2 separate regions of the Homo sapiens genome follow, and region 1 is linked to region 2. Evidence: read pairs that join two places in POLR2A ChIA-PET (ENCODE). Cell type or tissue: Panc1. All regions are shown on one strand. Links, peaks and the distances in the headings refer to the core of each region. The heading gives the core; the rest is flanking DNA.

Region 1 (8,345 bases), core at 291-8,290, 300 kb after region 2:
AGTCTGAAATTATACAAAACTAAAAAAAAAGAGAGAAGCATATATTATATAGTCAGCCCTCTGTTTTCACCAGTTAATTTACAAATTCAACCAACCTTGGATCAAAAATAATCGGAAAAAAATTAAAATAATACAAATAGAAGGCAATACAGTGTAACGACTGTTTACATAGCATTTGCTTTCATTAGGTAGTATAAGTAATCTAGAAATGGTCTAAAGTACAAGGCAGGATGTGTATGTACGTTGTATGCAAATACTACACCTTTTGATATAAGGGACTTATCATCCTGGATTTGGTATCTGAGAGGGTTCTGAAACCAATCACCTGTGAATGCCATCAGATGACTGTGGTATTTACAGTGCCATTTAATACAAAAAAAAAGCCTGCAATTTGATAAAACATCATAGTTTTCAAAAATCATGCAGGTAAAGTTCAAATAGAACATTTGACTTAAAAAAAAAGTGATTTTATAAACCTAATATACCAAAATGGTTGCAATCACAGATCATCATTTCTTAAAGCCTTGCTAGTTATTTCTCCTATATTTCTTTCTCTCCATGAAATTTTTGCAGGGGCAGAGGGAATAATTAAAAATAAATACTCATGACAATATGCCATTAATAATATTAACAAATTGTATTGACTTTTTACTGCAAAATATACTAAATGTTTTATATGTACTGTCTTATTTAATTTTCACATCTCCTAAGGATTGGCACTACAATTACCTTTATTTTATGAAAGAGAAACTGAGTCTTAGAGATGAAGAACTTTCAAGGACCAGCCACGTAGAAGACTGTGGCACAGGGAAAGAAAGCAGAAACTTCCATTCTACCACCCATGCTTGCTGCAGTAAGTGCTTTCAGTGAGAGAGATCTACCCTGATGCGATCTCAAATCAGATATACTTCCATTTTCTAAATGTTCAACTGCATCTTCTGATTCAGCTGTTTCATAAAATATTAGTATTACAGTTTTTTAAATTTCCACATGGAAATTTTATTTCAAAATATCACAATTCATTTAAAATTCAGAATTCTTTCTGAAGCTGAAAGTGTTTCATTTAATTATAGCTTATTTTGAGTTATGAAGCCTGTATGGCTCCTATACATCCTTGTTCTAATTTTTTGGTGTTTTTTTTTTTTTTTTTCCTCACTTTGTCACCCAGGCTGGAGTGCGGTGGCGTGATCTCAGCTCACTACAACCTCCACTTCCTGGATTCAAGCAATTCTCCTGCCTCAGCCTCCCAAGTAGCTGGGATTACAAATGCCCACTGCTATGCCTGGCTAATTTTTGCATTTTTTTTGTAGAGATGGGGTTTCACCATGTTGGCCAGACTGGTCTCCACCTCCTGACCTCAAGTGATCTGCCCCCTTCGGCCTCCCGAAGTGCTGGAATTACAGGTGTGAGCCACGGTGCCTGGCCAGCTCTAGTTTTCTGAAAACTATTTTCAGGTTTCCATATCCTGGCCCTCCTCTCCATCAAAAAGCCTGAGGTCAATAATAAATAATGCCAATACATTGCTGAGAGAAGTAATCACAGAGCTGATTAAAGTATATTCATTTATCCACGTTTTTCCAATTTTTAATCAACTTTTTTGGCATATAATTTTAAGAAAAATAAAAGGCACCCATTTAAAAAATGTAGTTAATGAGGCCAGGGGCAGTGTCTCATGCTTGTAATCCCAGCACTTTGGGAGGCGGAGGCGCACAGATCACAAGGTCAGGAGATCGAGACCACCCTGACCAACATGGTGAAACCCCATCTCTACTAAAAAAACAAAAATTAGCTGGGTGTGGTGGCGCACGCCTGTAGTCCCAGCTACTCGGGAGGCTGAGGCAGGAGAATCACTTGAACCAGGGAAGTGGAGGTTGCAGTGAGCAGAGATCGCACCACTGCACTCCAGCCTGGCAACAGAGAGAGACTCTATCTCAAAAAAAAGAAAAAATAGTAGTTAATGAGTATTGTTTCTTCTTAAATAGACTTTATTTGCTAGAGCAGTTTTAGGTTTATAGAATAATTACACAGGAAGTAAAATTAATTTCCATATAATTCCGCCCACCCACATGCACCACAGTCTAGCTTGTATCAATTGTCTTCTGTAATGGACCATGCCTTTGTATCTAAAAAGTCATCACCAGATCCAAGGTCGCCTATATTTTCACCTCTGCTATCTTATCAAAGTTGTGTGATTATTTTTGTCTGTTTCACATTTAGTCCTGTGGCTCTTTTCAGTTATTTTATTTGAAAAGTTTAAAGTCTGTGTCTGGATTCATTTTATTGTTGTTCCAGCCACATTTATAGAAAAAACTCTTTGCTCCACTGAATTGCCTTCGGTCTTTGATGAAAGACTAGTTGAGTGTATATGTTTGAGTCTATTTCAGGGATCTCTATTATGTTCCATTGATCTATTTGCCCATTATTTTGTGAATATCACACTTTCTAGATCACTGCAGCTTTGTAGTAAGTTCTGGGTCATGTGGTTTGTGTCCTCCAGGGTCGCTGCTCAGTACTGTGTGGGTTATGCTGGGTCCTTTGCCTTTCCATATGAACTTTAGAATCAATTTTTCTATGTTAAAAAATAATTTCCTGTGATTTTGATAGAGATTGTGGTGAATCAATACATCAAGTTGGGGAAAATCAACATCTTAATAATATTGAGACTTCCTATCCATATTGTGGAATATCTCTCCATTTATTTGGATCTTGGATTTCTCTTACTAGAGTTGTGTCATTTTCTCATATAAATCTTGTACATACTTGTTAGATTAATTCTTACATATTCAATTTTTGTCTGCTGATATAAATGTTATTGTCATGGAATTCAAATTTCCAATTTTTCAGAGCTAGTATATGGGAAAGCAATTGACTTTTATATATTATCCTGTATCCTGCAACAATCTTGTTATAATTCCTTTCATGCTCCAATAGTATTTTGATGGATTTAGGGTTATTTTCTTATAGACAATCATATCACATAATACCATCTCTGCATAAGGGTAGTTTAATTTCTTCTTTCTTTCTCTGTATAATTTTTATTTCCTTCTATTGCCTTACTACATTAGCCAAGACTACCAGTATGATGTTTAATTAGAGTGTTCAGAGGGGAAATTCCTGCCTTGGTCTCAATCTTAGGCAGATGGTATCAACTTTCTCACCATTAAGCATGACATGTAATGTAAGTTTTTTGGAGATGTTCATTTTATTGGAAAAGTTCCTCTCTATTCTTAGTTTGTTGAGCATTTTAATCATGAATAAGTGTTGGATTTTGTCAAATCTGTTCTTTCATCAATTGATGTGATAATATGATATTGCTTCTGTAGTCTGTGAAATGATGGATTATGCTAATTGATTTTCAAATGTGGAAATAGTCTGGCACACCTGGAATAAATCCCACTTCAGTGTGGAGTATAATTCTTTTTATATGTTATTAAATTGAGTTTTTGAACTTATTTGTGATGGTTTGCGCATCTATATTTATTAAAAATGTTGGTTTATCATTTTAATTTTTTATAATGTTTTTCTCTGGTTTTTGTGTTCGATAATGCGGTTGTTATAGAACAAGTTAAGAACTATTCTCTCTCTGGTACAGATAGAAGTTCATTAAAAAAAATAAAACTCTTCTCTGTTTCTATTTTCTGGAAAAGATTGTAGAGAATTAGCAAAATTTCTTCCATAAAAAAAATTTGGTAGAATTCACCATATGGCTGGTACTTTCTGTTTTGGAAGGTTATTAATTATTGATATAATTTCATTATTCAATATTTTCCCATTCAGATTGTCTATTTCTCTTTGTGTGTTTCTGTGGCTTGTGTTTCTAGTAATTTGTCCATTTCAGCTAAGTTGTCAAAGTTTTCGACATAGTTTTCATAAAATTGTTTATTATCATTTTAATGTCTTTGGGATCAGTGGTGATGGTCCCTTTTACATGTCAGATATTAGCTCTTTTTGCCTTCTCTCTCCCTCTTTTTTTTTTGTTTGTTTGTTTTTTTTTTTTGGCTAGCCTCACTAAAGGTAAAGAAGCTACAAGGAGTGAATTTTATTATCCTACCAAAGAACCAGCTTCTAGTTTTGTTGATTTTCTCTATTAATTTTCTTTATAAAATTTTATTACTTTTGGCCCTAAATTTTATTGTTTATTTTTCCTCTCTTGCTTTGTATTTAATTGCCTCTCCTATTTCTATTTTTCTAAGAAAAGTTTAGATTATTGTTTTTTGGATCTTTATCTTTTTTTCCTCACATCTGCATTCTACACTATAATTTCTCTCTAAGGACTACTTTTGCTATTTACTGTATTTTCATTTAATTCAGAATATTTTAGCTTTCTCTTGGGAATCTTTCTTTGATCCATGTGTTACTTAGAAGTATGTTTTTTAATCTCTAGGTATTTTGGAATTTTCTAGCTATCTTTCTGTTATTCATGTCTAGTTCAATTTCATTGTAGTTTGAAAGCATTCTTTGTATGAATTACATTCTTTTAACTTTTTAAGTCCTGTTTTATAGCCCAGAAACTGGACTACCTTGGTGAGTGTTGCATGGGATCTTAAGAAGAATGTGTATTCTGCTGTTGTTGAATGAAGTAGTCTATAGACGTCAATTATATCCGGTTAATATTTGGTGCTGTTGAGTTAAGCTATGTCCTTACTGATTTTCTGGCTCTTAAATCTGTTTCTGACTGTGGAAGTTGCAGTCTTCTACTATGACAGTAGATTCATCTATTTATCTTTGCATTGCTGTCAGTTTTTGCCTCACGCATTTTTAAGTTTTCTTGTTTAAACAAATGCACATTAAGAATTGTGTCTTTTTGGAGAGTTGAACCCTTTATTGTTAAATAGTGTTCCTTTTTATCCCTGGTAATTTTGTTTGCTGTGAAATCTGCTTTGTCTAAACATTGATTCATTTTTTTAAAATTAGTTCACACACACGTTTATTGAAATAGTTCTAACCTCTGCACAGAGACCCTTGCCAAAGCTCCTGGACAGGACAATTGATTCCACCAGGTAGGGCGGCAGGAACTAAAACAAAAAGGAGCTGGATGTAAGGTATTTGGAGTGACAAATAGGTAGACTGGTAAAATCAGAAGTTATGATTACATGTCTTCAATTGCATACCTTAAGCAGAAACCTTTTATGGTACTATTATAGACACTTAAGTGCCTCTCTGTCCCCATACCTGTAAAGGGATAAAATAAAGGAATCACCTCCAAACTTTGGGCATATTCCTGTAAGAAAGAAAAGAAGTATGAGAAAAAGTGTAACTGACGCTATTATATATCCTCCATATCATGATTCATTTTATTTTTCCACAAAAAAAGTCAAGTAAAAATAATGTTTCTCAAATTGTTTTGGTCATTGATATTATGTGTGTATTATGTATGAAAAAAAAATTTTAAAAATTTGAAGCCACTTTAGAACCAATGAAGTAACCTGGGAACCATTGTCAGAACTGGCTTTATTTTTTAATTGAAAAGGATACAAATCTAAATTTGCATACATTTCAAATTTACATTTGCCATTGGCATATTATTTATAAAAATTTGGAAACTTCTGAATTATTCCTAATGAATAAGTAATTGATTTCGTAAAATATATACTTTACTTAAGTAAAATTAGTCTAAATTGGTTGTGTGAATAGTTCCTTTCTAAAGAAAATGCTGATCATTTTTAGTTTACTAATGTTAAGGGTAAATATTTGAAACTGAAGGAAAACATTGTCAAATTATCAGACATAAATAAATATTTAAAAGAAAAATTTGCTTTGAATTTACATTTCATGATTAAAGTGAAATGTTGAAAAATAATTAAAATGTTCATAAAATAATACATTTTATGGGCAAAATAAATCATACTCTTCCACCACCCTGTCACTATTTACTAAAAAATAGACCATTTTATCTTTAAGATACTTAAGCTCATTTCTTGAAGGATACTAGGAGGAGACTTTTGTTCAACTCTCTGCAGGAAGCTTCTGGTGATGAGGAGGTCCTCTTCTAGTACAGTGCAGGAGAGAGAAGTAGACAGAATGGAATTCCTTGATGTTAATATAATATAAAAGACCCAAAAGGTCATCTAGTAGCCAGATGCTTTATATAAACTTGAAATAGGCGGTTACTATATGCCTGTTTTTCAATCCTGGACCACTTTATTTACCTATGCAAACATGACTTTAATTAGAAAGATTTTGACCCGATTCATGTAAAGCTCACCTCAGAAACACCTGGAATTTAGAAAGACAAGATCCTACAAATTGCCATGTGCAGAATCATTATTTGTATTACCAAGGAATTTGTGCACTTCATTTTTATGAGAGGATTTAATTATGTTCAGCTATAGAAAAGCTTAGAAGAAGCTCTTTATTAAAAACAAGATTAATACATGAACTAAAATGTTCATTCTAAAAATTCAAAGCACAAAACTTTTAAATTGATGTAATAAGGCTGACATCCAAAGAAAAAAATAACATTATACATATTAAAAGGATGATAAAAATTGCATGATGAGATGAATCTATTCATAAAATTGTAGTGCTCTCTTACAGTGGCCTCTGTAGGGAGTAAAATATTGTCATTGTAAAAGTCTCTGTACCCTGCACCATAGCTCTGAAATTCCACCAGCAAAAATACATATGTTTGGCTTTGGTAGAATTTGGTAAAAATTTATCTATTATGAAAATATTCCAAAATATACAAACATGCAAAGGACAGCACAATGTGGCTGAATGCTTAGCTTCAAGAATTACCAATATTCTGTCAATCTGTTCTTCCCAAACCCTGGTCATGATATCATATCTTCGATAAACGCTTCAGGAGGTAGAGAGGATTTTTGTCTTCCTATACAATTTCCAGTCTTTCAGAATTACTTAAAAACATTAAAATATTTTTACAGGAATTGATAACATATTAGCCAATTAATATCACTACAAAAATCAAAGTGATAAAGTAATCACATTCCAACCAATACATGTTGGAGGGTTATTAGGTTGCAGTTGGTATTAGATTGGTAATAGGCCCTGATACAAATCTTACTAACGTCACTGCTTTGTCTGGTCTGAACGACTCTGGATGAGACGTAAGGACCAAAGTAGAGAATATTCATGCTTGCTGGCCTAGTTAAGCCTTTGTTCATCCATCTGACGTCTCTAAGATGAATGAGTGCGTATTCCCTGTTCCCTTAGAACTCTGAAAATAAAGAGTTATTTTTCTGCAGTTGGAATCAATGGATAAACAGACAACAATTTTTCTATTGATTAAGGAAGGTAATGCTAGAAAATAAATTGGATTTAAATCTGACTGGCACATGTCAAGTGAAGTAGGGTATCAGAACTAACTTCTCTAGTTTCTCTAAGCCCGTATACATATGCAAAAGGGATTTGAGCATTGGATACATGTTTTTAATGTTCAGGGTGTGGAATTTAGGCTCTGGAATGACCCAGGACATACATGATCTTAGCCTAAAATAAGGTGGAGAAGCCAGAAGGAAGAGTCAGAACACTCAGGACTTCAAGATGGATTAGATGGAGAGGGAGGCAAAGTAAGAATCAACAATAAAGCCCAAGTTTGTGATTTCACAAACTGTGTGGGTGGTGATGCCGCTGAGATACAGAAGTCAGAGGAGTGGAGTCAAAAGATGGGTGAAGGTGGTGTAGGATAAGCAGATATGAGGTACTTATAAGTCTAGTTTTCCCATAGCATCATGGGTGTGGCTCTGAAGACAATGATTGGAAAAGGCATACCTGGGAAATTTGGGGATAGTTGTGGGTGCTTATGGAGCAGGATGCATGTCATATCATAAGGTGGAAGAAAATGAGGCTGAAAAATATAAATCAACACACAACAGCTTACAAAGCACTGGGTCAGAATGGTGTCATTGTTGAGACTCTATATGCACCCTACTCTTCTAAGTTCTCCTTTGAACCTTATTTTCCAGATTTTCTTGTCACCATCATTGGCTGCATCCTTCCAATGAGTGATATTCAAATGACATTTAGCAGGCAGAAGGAAAAGCCATGTTTTCTGTTGTGTTTTTGAATGCTGACCCGGGGTTGGCCTCCAGGTGCAGTGTTGAGGAAACCATGTACTGGTACATGGCAGCTGAAGTTATGCATTTTTGCTTCTTTGCAATTTCTGCATTTCCAGGTTGGTTTTGTTTTGTTTTTGCTTTTAGTTGAATAGTACTGTGATTAAACTTGCGTTGCAATAAATAAGACTTTATTGCTGACAGTAAATGATGAAAGATTTAGACGAAAGACATTAATTGCTCAGATACAGTTTATTTAGATGTTGGTGAATGTTTTAATTGAGTCTTTCATCATATCTTTTTTGATAGCATGGGAAATCTGTGGATTGA
Region 2 (8,345 bases), core at 252-8,251:
TGTTGAAATAAGTTGGGACATCCTCCCACCTCTGTCTTCCCCTCCCATTGGGTTCCATATGTATTAGCACAGAGCACTAAGAAGAATAAAGGAACCTGATCACATTTGCTTAATCCAAATTTTTCAACTTAACTTGCCCACATGGCTCTTTTCAACAAAACCTGTATAAAACACCATAGAGACTGGATAAACATGAAACAAACCATTGGAAATGCTGACTCAGGGAGCCTCTGTCCAGCTGAATCTTGACTTCTCCTCTTCTTGTACCACACATGTCCTATTTATGTTCTGTGTGTACTCTCTAGTTCTTCTCTATCTCACCAGACTCCAGTTCTTTTTGTCTCACGTTGGTGTGTATTTCTCTGTAAAAAGAACTTTGTCATAATATACAAAAAATGGTAAATTCTGTGACTACATTTGCAAAGTGTGCAAAGTTCAGATTTTAAATGCTGGTTCTTCATTAACTGTATTTGGAAAGTATTACTTTTCTAGTGTTTCCTGTTAAATGCAGTAGGAAGTGGTGTAATTAATTAACACAGGATATTGTCTCTCCCTTTGCATAGTAGCCCTGTAGCATTTTGCCTATTGGATGTTCTAGGTCTGTCATCTTTTCTGTTTCTCCACTATAAATCCAAGATGAAGACAAATATCCTAGTGAACAGAAATATAGTCCCACTAAACTTCCTGCTTAACAACAATACATCTGCTCGAAGAAGCTCCAGAATTTTATTGCTTCACCATTTCATTCCCAGTATGGGGTGCATCACAACATTTTACTAACAGCACTAGTTACTGTATTAAGTATGATACAAAATTTCTGTTGATTTTAGAAAGAATAAATCATCCAGGTATAATTAGACACTTTAAAAATAAAAACTTTTATTCTCTATCTCTCTCTTTCACAATTTTCTGGAATTCCTTTCCATTTTTCTTTAATGTCTTTATTTGTCCTGAAAAGGACCGGGCATTCCATTTGCATTCACATTCATCTCAATGATGTCATGTCCACTTAGGTTCTGTCACTCATGAATCCTCACCCTTGAATTCATCTCTCAGTTTCCTGATCCACTTTGTCCCCACAAAAAGCGCCTACTTAAAAATGTGATGGTATTGCATTTTGTTTGCTCATCTATCTTCTTTTAAAGGCAACAGTCAATTTTGCATTCTTAGTAGCAAGCAGTGTGTGAACTAGCAAGTATCCAATAGTGGTTAAATAAATGGCTGATTTGTCTGCAACATATAATTCTTTATAACTTATATTTTGGTAACAAACTCTTCTAGAGATCCTAATTACAAATTGCTAAAAATTCATACCAGTTAAAATAATACCTTATAAATGTGCACGTATTTTCTATCATGCTGCTCATCATGTGCATACATGTTGTCTTTCTTTATGTGTTATTTTTATTTGCTATTATATAATAGTTTTTTTGACAATGCCTTTTTAATGGTTATTTTGACTGGCTGTATCATAGTTGAGTACTATGTCATTTTTTTATTGTTCAGTCATGTAAGTATGCAACTGTAAGTATTATTGTTCAGCAAACATTTTACTTCTTAGCTATTTATAGTTTGTGAATAATAGAACTAAAATTTGAATCCAGGTGGTCTGGCTCCAGAACTCCTGCTCCGAACTGTCATCATGCACTTCATATCTAGTCTATGTTTCTTAACATGAAATCATCAAAACAAACAGGTATGACAAGCTTTTTGGACAGAACAATGGTTTCATGCATTATTTTTAGAAGCAAAACTCTATAAGCCATGACAATTTCCAGGAATAGCATTGATTCATTAAAATAACCTTTACTTATTTGTGAGTATAAAATCATGCAGTATGGTAGTTCAATTTGTATTTTTCACAGAGTCAAAAAAGTTGTGAATGTTTGTTACCTAGTCATATTTTCACTTGTGAGAATTGTTTTTATATCTTTTGAAAATATGGCATGTGGAGATTTGATTGTATTTTTTGTTTTGAAACTAAGATAAACATTAAAATTTACCTGTTGTAACATGTACACATATATTTCCTAGTTTGTGTTTTTGTTGTAACTTTGTTATTCATTTTAGTTTTAGATGTATACATTAAATTTGTAAATGTGTTTTAGCTTTACATTTTCATTTTGAACTTTTAAATTCGTTTCATTTTTAAATGTTCTGGTCTGCGTTTCTGTCAACCTCAAAGTTGGAGGCATTATTACTTCCAATCGAGACTATCTTTAGCTTTTTAATGTTTTACCCCTTCATCCACTTGGAGTTTATTTTGGTATATAAATTTGCATCTAAGTATTTTTGTTCCAACGATAGCTATGAAAAGTCTATTTATTTTGTCTTCCCAGGTGAAACTCTAAAATCTATCATATGGAATTAGTCATGGTTCCCTCCACTACCATTCACCTGAAAATATTGACATTTATCCACCTACATAATCAAGTCCTAGAACCTGAAAAAAAATCTCATTATCCCATGCCACATCTCAGGTAATAGCTAAGGATGATTGTTATTTACTTAATAAAATGTGTGGGTACCTTTTTTCTGGGCAACGTTTTCCGAATTAGCTTTCTGCTCAATATTATATTTACTTGAACTACAATACCATTGGCCTTTGTTAAATTGCATAGAAATGCATCATGTTGAACCTATTTGCAGTAACTATATGTCTTCGGAGCATACCGCAATTCCAGGAAGAAAATGTGAGAAATCTTCTCTGGAATGAGAGCCCAGGACTTGGCTGCCAGTAACTGCTGCAGGAGAAACAGCCTTCTCTCCCCTGCGTTTGTGTTTCCAGCATCCCGGCCTCCCTCCACACTCTGTTACTTCCCTGGTGGAAGAGGGAGAGGATTATCTGAGTGGGAAGTTCAGAGAGAAGAAGCTGGCAGGCATGGTTAATCCCTTCACTCCTTTCTCTGGGATTCACCTCTCTGCAAGCTGTTTCTTCTTGACTCTTGGCTTTTGTGCATTTACAATAAGACCCCAGGCTCCAGGAAGGGAGCCCGGTGGTAGCACAGACACCTATGGCTGGGAGGATGGGTCTCCTAGTTCTAGGGCTCATTGTTCAGAAGTCCCTAGTACTGCAGTCCTCAGCCATATCTTCCCCCATAGCAGTAATAAGGCTGATATTTTTATCTCCCTCTACCAAACCTCTGCATTTATCTCTTAGGTGGTTCCAAGTCTGAGTGAGTGAGTGTCACTGGTTTTCTTTAAGTCCTCACAGGAATCCAAGATCAAGAATAAATGTGTTGAAAGAAATTAAAATATTAGCATCGTATATACTTAAAGATTCAAGATTCACTTGATCTACTTAATTGAATATTAGCAAAGATAAAAGACACGTTCTCATTTTTCTTCTCTTTGAAGCCTCATATATTCATGCTTGGGGGCTCAGGAGGCTAAAACATACTGAGAATATACACATCTGTCTTCCCAAATCTCTCCTCAATTTTCACAAAACATGTTTAAAAACTATTAATCTTGTAAACAAAAAATATTTGGTTTACTCTTATATTTAGAAAACTCTAAATGTCAAGGAAGCAAAAGTTACAGGTGTGGAATGCACTACCCTTAAATTTAGGGTGAACAGGTGATGGCAGCTGCCACCTGTGGGTTGCAGGGAGTTGACTGTGTGGACTCTTGCTCATGATGGCCTGTGAGTATTCACCTAACACTATCTGATAGCAATATTTTACAGAAATTGTCAAATGCCTCTAGTTTCTTTGCAACAGTCTTAAAGTAATAAGTGGCCAGACAATAGATTATAAAATATAGGGATGCATCCCTCTCAAGTTCAGGTCAGGTATTGTCTACCCCCAGCCCTAGACTATGGGGCCCTGGAAGGTAAATTCTCCTTCTTATTATTAGCTTTGTTATCAGATTGCCTCACAGTACTTATGTATAGCTGGCAATAAATATTGCCTAAAACAACATAATTGGATAATCTGCTAATGGTAAACATGAGTCTCAATAAGAGAACAGAAAAAGTAAGACGATCTGTTGAGCTTTCTTGTGAGCTATATGGTGAATAAAGTGTTTCTAATGGTTTCGTGTCTTTTAGATTTCAGGATAAATAGGTGCATATGAATCAGCTGATTTCTGTTACTGGAGTGCAGTAGTAGTACAGATTTCCCAAGCTTTGAATCAACAAACGCAGAAGTCTCTCTAACATTAGGCCCCTTCCCACTTGTTATTTTGTTGTTCATTGCTATGGGTTACCACATCTCATTCTGGAGAAAACAAAGCAGGTTTTCCAAAGTCAGGAAATCTTACACATCTTTCCAGAGAAGACCTTATATTCGACCCCATCTCAGTTTCCTCGCCTAACGTAGGAAGCAGGAGACTTCTCCAGTGTCACAAAGCTGATCAGGCATGAAAACTGAGTCTCTTAACTCACACACTAGAGTTTTTTGTTTAGCAGTTGTGACCTGGGGTAGACGCTCACTGCATGTATTGCCTTTAAGATGCCTGCTTTTGCACAATTCACAATTGCAAAGATAGGGAACCAACCTAATCGGCGATCCACTGATGAGCGGTAACGAAAATATGGTACATACACACTATGGATACTATTCAGTTATAAAAAAAGAATGAAATGATGTCTTCTGCAGTAACTTGGAGGGAACTGGAGGCTATTTTTCTAAATGAAGTAACTTGGGAAAGGAAAACCAAACACTGCATGGGAGCTAAGCCATGGGCATGCAAGGGCATACGGGGTGGTTAATGAACATTGGAGACCCAGAAGCGTGGAGGGCGGGGGTTAGGGAGAAAAACTACATATTGGGTACAGTATATACCACTAGGGTGACAGTGGTATATGCACTAAAATTTCAGACTTTACCACTATACAATTCATCTGTGTAACCAAATGGCCCTTGTACCCCTAAAGCTATGTAAATAATAAAATAAATATTATTTTAAAAAGAAAAACAAACAAAAAAGATGTCTGCTTTCTAAAAATCTAACCTTTAAAGACTGATCTGACAACAGTTATGAAGGATGGTGCTTAGAGAGAGAAGTTCTATTTTCCTGGGCAGGTGAGACAGTTCCAAAACAACAGCTATTTTTATTTTTCTTTAAATAGAGTTGCTTTTTTTACTGAACAAGACTTGCATTTATAGTAATTTTATGGTACAATATGAATAATGGTTCTTGAAATGCTATTTTTTCCAGGACAAATGTAAGCGCCAAGGCAGTTTTTTTTCCTATTCAATAATAATTATTTCCATTACGCAGAGAAATACTCAGATAAGTGGAACGATATCAAATTATATTTAAAGAAGCTAAAAATGTCTTGTTGGTTAATAGGTAATTCTAAATCAAATAATTAATTTTTTCTTTGTATTGAACCATGCAGAATAAAATTATTCTAATTCTATTCATCAAATAATTTAGTAAACATCTTTGTGTGTCTTTTATAGTTTTATATTCACTGTGCTGTGCTAGGTGTTGGGGATACAGAGATTCAAAAATGTGCAACTAATCCAGACTGGGAAGATAATTTCCTGAAGGCAGTGATATGTGGAGGTAGCTTTAAAAATGTGTAGGAGGTGGATGGGAATATCAAGGAGGAAATTCAGCATCGGAGAAGGTGTGAACTCATCAAAAACACACTTATTTAAGGCAGCAGTTCACAGTTCCAAGTGGCTGGGGCATAAAATTCAAGGTGGCAAATGGTGAGAAAGGAGAGTGGAGGGTCCCACTGGGAACTGATAGTGACTAGAAGGCAGGACTTGGACATCTGCTAAAGATTTAGGGTTTCCATCCTGAAGGCACTGGAGACTCCTAGCATGGGGTCAGGGCTGCATGAAGCTGTGTGGCAAGAATCATGGTTTGGAAAGACCACAAAGCTAATTATGGGATGGCTGAATTAGGGGGTCGAGGCTGCGCTCATTGGTGCCAGCTAGATGCTTGATGCACGGGTGAGGCCAGAGGAAATGGAGATTGGATGGAGATGAGGGTGGTCTGGAATGGACTGAAGAAAGCAGGGTGAGCCCTTCGCAGACCACTAATCTTATATTTTTAGAATATTTTATTTTAATATAATATTTTATAATATATTATTGGCTCAGTAATCATATGTATTTTTAAGTGATGATACCAAATGAGCTATAGTCACCCTACTTGAGGTCTGTGGAAAGGTATTAGTAGTTCCCTTCATCCAAAGTATTACAGACCTCATGTTTAGGCATGTTAAAAACTACAGAATGATCATCTTATTCTTTTTATTAGAAAAACTGTGGGAAATCTATGTGTTTCTTTCCCATGTATTAATACTGTTTGATGATAAGTAAGACAGTGAGCTTTTTCATCAGTTTTTGGGTTTATTCTGGCTTGTCTTTTGTTGCTTTTTCTTCTGATTTGCTTGGTTTTGAAGAAGTTGACAATCCTGGATGTGGACACTTTCTCCTAGAGGAGCAGGAGTGCAAGGAGACGGAACTTCTCTCTCAATGTGCAGGGAGATGCATTAGCTTAACAGCCCTGCCCTCTCATATTAGTCAGAGAAGCAGAACTTATAGGATATGCTATATATGTGTGTTTATTGTGTATATATGTGTGTATATATATACTATATATTACATATATCCACCTCCTACACATTTTTAAATACTTATATATGTAATACATATATATATACATATATATTACATATATATTACATATGTATGTATATATGTAATATATGTGTGCGTGTGTGTGTGTGTAAAGAGGTTTATACATTTTAAGGAATTAGCTCATATGACTATAGAGGCTATAGAGGCTGAGAAGTTCAGAATCTACAAGGTGGGCCAGTAGACTGGAGACCCAGGAAAGCACTGAGGTTGCAGTTTGAGTCTGAAGACTGTGTGCTTGCAGAATTCCTTCTTGTTCACTCAGGGGACGATCAGCCTTTCTTTCTGTTGGATGAAGCCCACAGCATTAGGTAGGGCAATGTGCTTTACTCAAAGTCCACCAACTTTAATGTGAGTCTCATGTGAAAACGCCTTCACAGGCAAATGCAGAATGTCATTTAACCATGTACCTGGGCACCATGGCTGGGGAGTTGATGCAAAACATTTCACAACTGCAACCCTCATCTCCCCGCCCTGCCCCTTCCACCTTCAGGAAAGAAGAGGAGAGAAGTGAGAGTCCTTTCCTTTCTCCCAGGAGCTGGATGCTCACCAGGGGCTGTGCTCTGCTCTCTGTGTTACACTGTGCTTCAGAAGAGCTGGTGCTGTTTCAGGTCTCCCTGATTTATGCAATTTCAATTCCATGCTACAAAATCTGAGTGCACTGGCAAAGAGCTTTTAGAAATAAAGAAGACATCAGATTCTAGACACAAAAGAAAGAGAGGGAGGTGTTTTGGCTTGGCCAGGACATGTGGCTGCAAGCTTTGGGGACAAGAGCTATGGGTCTCCTTGGCAGTTAACTGATTGGACTGGGCCTTGCTGCATTAGGCTCTAAGTCTTGTGACCTGGGCTGCCACCCATCAGTATTGGCCAAATGAAATTTCCAATTTGGGAGGTCACTTAAGCTGATGGAGCCTTTTCCACAGGATGAGGCACCTAACTGAGATGTGCCAGGCTGCAAGAGCAGAACGCTGAGCACAGGACACCAACACTCAGCACAGGCTGGGGTGGGGACTGAGGAAAACAAGGGTGCTGGGCCCAGCAGATGCAAGTCTCACTGGGGACCTCAGCAGATACCTCCCAAATGGCTCACACAGGAAGAGCAGAGGCTAGTCCAAAGCCCGTGTGGCTCCCCACTAGTGGGCCCGTTCATGTCACAACTTAAAGATTGATCAGCTCTTCTTGATTCCCCACTTGAATAGCAATATGCATCTGCTGGATATATTTCACTTTATCTGCAATCCAAACATCAACAATAGCCTAGAAAAATTGGCTTAACCCTTAAGTTCAGGTCGGGTAGACAGTTCACTGCTATTTCCTGAATTTCTTCATATTTCCAGAGAAGTCAGAATCTCATGATCATCTCTGGCTCTGTCATAGAACCAGTAGGTGTGCATGCAGTAACAGTCCAACACTGAGACAGCAAGGACTGCAGCAAAGAACGAGTTTAATGATTTCAGGGTGGCAAGCGAGGAAATGGGAGGAGAGCCTTAAATTTGTCTTCCTAAGGTGTTCTTGGCTGGGGTTTGTGAGGGCACAGTGGAGGGCAAGGGCTCATGGGCAACATCGCCAAAGGGCCCAGGGGAGTAGAGCCACATGCCCCCCCATTCCTATGGGCATCACCCCAAGCCACAATGACAAGCACCCTTCAAAGATTCGTAAGAGGGCTGGGGCTCAGGATGATTAGAGGATCATTCCTATATGCTTGATCCCAAAACACACCCTAGCAAACCCCATCCAGGGAAG

The links. Peaks named below come from ENCODE experiments on the same cell type or tissue, not always from the same donor. Only the 100,000 strongest peaks of a DNase experiment are listed, where the experiment ranks them.
Region 1: POLR2A ChIA-PET joins it to region 2 with 15 read pairs; 3 of 35 experiments call an interaction of 5 or more read pairs at or near these places.

Annotation. Positions count from the first base shown.
Region 1 is chr10:4,416,058-4,424,402 of GRCh38, reverse strand. No RefSeq gene overlaps it. Among named protein-coding and RNA genes, the nearest start is that of LINC00703, 36 kb to the right of the region's middle. In Panc1, for the core only: no CTCF peak of the experiment used is centred there; no DNase peak of the experiment used is centred there; H3K27ac peaks cover 623 bases.
Region 2 is chr10:4,712,535-4,720,879 of GRCh38, reverse strand. The region is part of intron 2 of LOC105376375 (a long non-coding RNA gene); the gene reads left to right. It overlaps LOC107984197 (a long non-coding RNA gene), which reads right to left. Exons shown (of 3, transcript XR_001747339.1): 3 at 1-362. Among named protein-coding and RNA genes, the nearest start is that of MANCR, 39 kb to the right of the region's middle. In Panc1, for the core only: no CTCF peak of the experiment used is centred there; no DNase peak of the experiment used is centred there; H3K27ac peaks cover 4,108 bases.